2 separate regions of the Mus musculus genome follow, and region 2 is linked to region 1. A link is a loop called in an ENCODE intact Hi-C map of the cell type or tissue named here. Cell type or tissue: left cerebral cortex. All regions are shown on one strand.

Region 1 (2,500 bases):
CAGCTGCTCCTCCGCTGTCCTTGCTCTCTTGCTCGGCTACCAGAGCCTGAAGGGGGGAGCCAGGGCACAGTCGGTCACTTGTGAGTGAGCTCCACTGCCTTCCATGGTCTTAAGCCAGGGGCTGCATGTGCACCCATGCATGTAAGTGTGTGTGCCCTGAGACGCACAATTTTTCTGCAGTGTTGATTCTGTTCTACAGAATTCCTGCTCCTGGTCTTGAGTCTACACCCAGCACAGGGGCAGGAAGCTCTGCAGAGCACGAGTTTGGGTCATCTGGAAAGTGAGCTGAAGGAGCAGGCTTGGTACTGCAATCTCTCATTGGCGCCAAAGCTCCCTGTCCATCGTCTGCAGCCCACACTGCTTACCAGGTTCAGAGTCCCCAGCATGACATTCAGAGTGTTCGTCTCCAGCTTGACCAGCTGCTGCCGGTTGACTTTGACCTTCACACAGTAACTGAAGAGCTTCAGCAGCACCTGCAAGAGAAGCCAGCCCAGAGGTCCACGAGAGCATCCGGGAGCAGACGGCATACAAGCCACAGCCACAGAAAAGGGTCTGGGCCAGTGCTGATCAACCTTCCTAGTGCTGCAACCCTCTAAGACAGCTCCTCATGGCACGGGGACCCCAACCCCCTAATACAGCATGGCATGGGGACACCAAAAATAACATTTTTGTTGCTACTTCATAGCTGTAATTTTGCTACTGTTATGAACTGTAATGTAAATCTCTGAGATGCAGGAAAGCTGGTATGTGACTCCCGAAGGGTCTTGACCCATGGGCTGAGAACCACTGCTCTAAGTGACTTCTCAATTAGCAGGCACTCCTCCTGAAGAGCAAGGAGAGGTGATCCTGGGCTCTCATTCCAGGTCACCATCTTAAGTGGCAACATTCTCCCGAGTGATTCTTAATAAATCAGGTGGTGTTCCATTATCCCAGGGAAACCCAGCACCAATCTAATCTCTGAACTAGCAGCAGACAGAAAACCCTGGCACACACAGCCTATGGAGGCCTAAAACCAGGTAGGCCATCTGAATAACACGAGAGTGTTTGTCCTTGTAAAGCTCACAAGGTAGACATTAGTGAAGTCTCTGTGGTGACTTTGGAATGCCCTGACTAGTGAGACAGATGACCCTCTAAACAGCAGCCAATGACGGAGAAATGAGTTACGTTACAAGAATAAAGGCAATCGTAAACCAACAATGACTGGCACAAGAGCAGTTACAGGGGAGAAACAGTCATGGTTCCTGAGACCTGAAGAGGTACCGGAGAAGACCGCCACAGCCCAGATCTAAGGGAGCCGGCCAGGAAGAGAGCAGTGGGAGGCTTAGCTGTCCAAGGTGTGGTGAAAGCCAGCACTAGTCCCTGCTGTACCACACTGCCCTCTAGTGTCAAGTGGCTTAATGACCTCAGCTTCTCGGAGAGAGCCTGGTCCTGTCATACTGCCCACAACTCACTGTTAGAAGGTGGCGTCCCTGCTTAAAATCTTTGACTCCTGCCAGTCTGTTCAACATGCACTGCAGACCCCCACACTGGGCCATCACACCGGCCATTCTGTACACTTCCTCTTCATCTTCTTCTTCATCTGGGAGAAAAGGGAGACCAGAGGAGCACAAGTTCAAAATGGGAGTAAGTGCTTAGATCAGAACACACAGCCCTCTCCTGGGCTGAGGGCATACAGCCCTTTCCCCGGGCTAGAACTAAGGTCATTACTATAACCGACCTGTACTCACTCCCTTAGGGGCCTTGCTCAAGGCTTAAGTCAACTACAGTTTTCTGCCATTACAGCAAAGCCCTAGCAAATACCACTGAGAGCCAAGGTGGAGAGAAGTCTGAACACAAGCCTGCTAACTGCATCTTTCCGACAGCCTGAACGGTTTCATCCCAATAGGGAATCGGCCCACAGATGCCTGTCTTCCTCCCCGACAACTGTGATGCAGAGCACAGGCTACTGTACTCTGGGACATGCTTGCTCTGGCCTGAGTCCAATATGCAGCATCATATATGGAGAGGGCCATACCTGTGGTGGAGTCCAGGGACTCGATAAACTCCTCGGTGGCATCGCCCAGGAGCCCCCGCATTCGATAAACAATCCTCATGGGCTCTCCCTAAGCAGAGAAAAGTTGGAAAGGTAGACATGAACAGGCCTAGAAACCACTGTAAGCCTTCACCCTGGGACCTGCTCAGTGCCTTGGTGATGTGAGCCTCCATCTCTCTAACAAGACAGGGACTGGAAGTCTCTGAGACGCAAAGGCTGTAATTCACATGTGGAAGAGACTCACTCGGTTCAGTGCCTGCTGCAGGCCAGGCCCCGTGAGAAGCGCTGCAGCAGACACACAATCCTACTGGATTCCATTGGAGCACTGGGTAAGCAAGCGCTCCAACAGCTACTTCCTAGGCTAGAAGTAAAGGCTCAATTCTAAGACTGTGCTGATCTCAGGAAGAGTTCTCTCAGCCCACAGAGGATCATAATCCAAAGGACACAGGACAAACAACTGTATCTGAA
Region 2 (2,500 bases), 100 kb before region 1:
CTTCCCGCAGCCGACGGCCGCAGCAGCTCGGGCCCGGTCTGCACGGCCTGCTCGCGGGAGAAGGTCTTGTAGCGCAGCCGCCGATCGCGCTCGCTCTGCTGCTGCTCCAGCTGTTTCTCCAGGAGCCGGTTGCGCCGCTCCAGCTCGTGCACCTTGGCCAAGAAGCAGCGGAAACGCACGTTGAGCCCCTTGAGGAGGTGGATGTTGGAACCCAGATCGTCCCGCAGCGCCGCCGTTACGGGCGAGGGCCCCGGCCCGGCCCCGCCACCCCCGCCGCCGCCTGCGCAGCCGCCGCCCCCCGGCGGGCAGCCGAAGGCCAAGGCCATCTCTCCGAACAGCAGCGAGTTAACCATGCGCCGGCTGCGTGGCTCAGGGCCCCGGGCCCGTGGCTCCAGATGCGGCTCCAGCTCGGGGCCGGGCTCCCGGCGCGGCCGGGCCAGGGCGGGCGCGGGCTCCAGAGCGGCCGGGGTGGTGTTAGGTGCCAGATGCGGCTCCGCTGCGTCGGGAGAGATGGTGGGACGAGCTGGAGGTCGCGGTGGCTGCGTGGGGCTGGTGAGGGGTCCGGTGCCTGCGCCGCGACTGTCAGAGCTGCTGTGGACCGGCCGCAGCAGCGGCTCGCAGAGGACTCTCAGCCGGCGCTGCCCCCTCTGCGGCGAGCCCCGCCCTCTGCAGGCACAGACCACGCCTCCAGGGCCCGCCCTCTGCAGACACAGACCACACCCCCTGCCTAGCTGCTCTCTGCCCTTCCCGGCCCGCCCTCTATAGGCGAAGGCCTTCCTCCCTAGCCTGGACCGCCCTCTGCGGACATAGGCCACGCCCCTCAACCCATTGCAGCGATTTCACCCGCTGAGACTCGGCTCCTAGGTCTCCAGCCCCGGCCACGCCTATCGGCCCTTGGGCTCCGCCCACCCACAAGCTGCGCCACTCGTCTGCGAGGAGCCTTTCGACTACAGCTCAAGCTCCGCCCAGCAACGGCCCAGAAAACCCTCGCCTGCGTGCGGCGCTGCAGGCCTAGCGGGGTTCAGATAATCTAACGCAGTCTGAATGCGAAACTGTACCCGGGAACGCGGCAGAGCCGGGCACCGCAGCCTCTTGAAAAGGTGGACAGCCTGTGGAGACCTCCACTACCAAGTGTGCCAGGCGGGCTTGACTACCTGCTTGCCCTTCCTCCGTGTCCCAAATTTCCCTGCCCCAGATTCTCAGGCATGCGGGTGACTGTGGCCTGCAAAGGTCTGGCAACCATAGTGTGCGAAGATGCATGAAAACCAGCTCCCCTACTCCAGCCTCCGGAGGCCTTGGTCGCCTTCCTGTCCCCTACCAGGCAGGATCAGGGCTTCTCGCAGCCTTTGAGCCTGCTAGTCCACGGCAAACCCAGAAGCGGGGATGTGAGACAAGCTGGGGAAGAGAAAGCAATGAGCCTCCCAACATGCTTGTCCTCACAACCCTGACTAACCATCTCCTGTCACCTATCACCACATTGTCACAGTCGGCGCTGTAGCTGAGCCCTGAGAGCAGAGGGTCTGTCTATCCATCAATTCTCCCGAATGCCTTGCTGCAATATGGAGTACCACCTATTTGGAGGACACTTATTTGGACCCATCCATCTTCCGTCCTTTCAGCCATCTATCCTTCACACCTACCACCCTAAAAACCAGTATTCCCTGCGATCTCCAAGTGTCTCCTGTACCCACTGCAAGCATTAGCTCACAGCAGGCACCTATTTAAGTATTATCCTCATTTTACAGAGAAGGTCGCTGAGACCTGAGCTTTACCACCACCTCAAAACACACTCTACCCAGCCTTCCGAGCTGCTGGCCTTTGGTCCTCACCACAAACTTCCTAAGGGAAGGACCCCACCTTGAATGCCTGTGGCTTACACCGTCAGCTCTTAACCAGATATGTGGTATGTTTTAGATTCTTCCGGCCACATCTTTTTTTCCCCTCTCACCGCCATTGTCTTGTTACTAGCTTATGTGTCCGTCTTGTCTGCTTGTGCGTAAGCTTGCAGGCAGGTACCCTGTCTCACAGGACAAAGCCTTGGTGCTCTTTGTGACAGACGAGAAAGAGTGTGGTGCTCTGGGGTGGTGCTGTGTTGTGAGGTTACTGCTGTGTTTCAGGTTTGGTCTTGTTGCCTTCCCTCGCTCCCTGCCAAATGGACTTAGCTCTGCGCTCCGGCATTCCCTTCTGGTGATCTTTCTCCCCGGAACCCAAGCCTACCTGGTCACTCTCTTAACTTTTAGATCACGGAGTCTTTGATGCTGTCATTATCCACCCTAAAGAACCAAGAACCCTTTGCCTTAAAGTTGTGGCTCTTGGGATCCTGCCTGGACTGAGAATAGAATTCTGAGAGGGCTGAGACACTGGGGTAGACCCACTTTCCACCCTTATGGTCGCTGGTCTTTGAATGCTCATCAATATGTCCTTTGATTCTGAAAGAAGTCTTTGCGATTCTGTCACCCCTAGATATTCCCATATCACGAGAGTTGCTGTAACTCTCCTG

Evidence for each region. Peaks named below come from ENCODE experiments on the same cell type or tissue, not always from the same donor. Only the 100,000 strongest peaks of a DNase experiment are listed, where the experiment ranks them.
Region 2: it touches region 1 in a loop (5-fold over the local background); 12 of 42 quality-filtered maps call a loop at or near these places.

Annotation. Positions count from the first base shown.
Region 1 is chr4:139,469,278-139,471,777 of GRCm38, reverse strand. Ubr4 (ubiquitin protein ligase E3 component n-recognin 4) reads right to left here. Exons shown (of 106, transcript NM_001160319.1): 91 at 2,015-2,102; 92 at 1,452-1,579; 93 at 366-473; 94 at 1-46. Among named protein-coding and RNA genes, the nearest start is that of n-TVaac1, 40 kb to the right of the region's middle. In left cerebral cortex, a CTCF peak has its summit at 1,379 (motif pointing left); a DNase peak (open chromatin) is centred at 1,376.
Region 2 is chr4:139,572,801-139,575,300 of GRCm38, reverse strand. It overlaps Iffo2 (intermediate filament family orphan 2), which reads right to left and starts at 581. Exons shown (of 9, transcript NM_001205173.1): 1 at 1-581. The coding sequence starts at 353. In left cerebral cortex, CTCF peaks have their summits at 775 and 983; a DNase peak (open chromatin) is centred at 814; H3K4me3 peaks cover 1,418 bases; H3K27ac peaks cover 1,246 bases.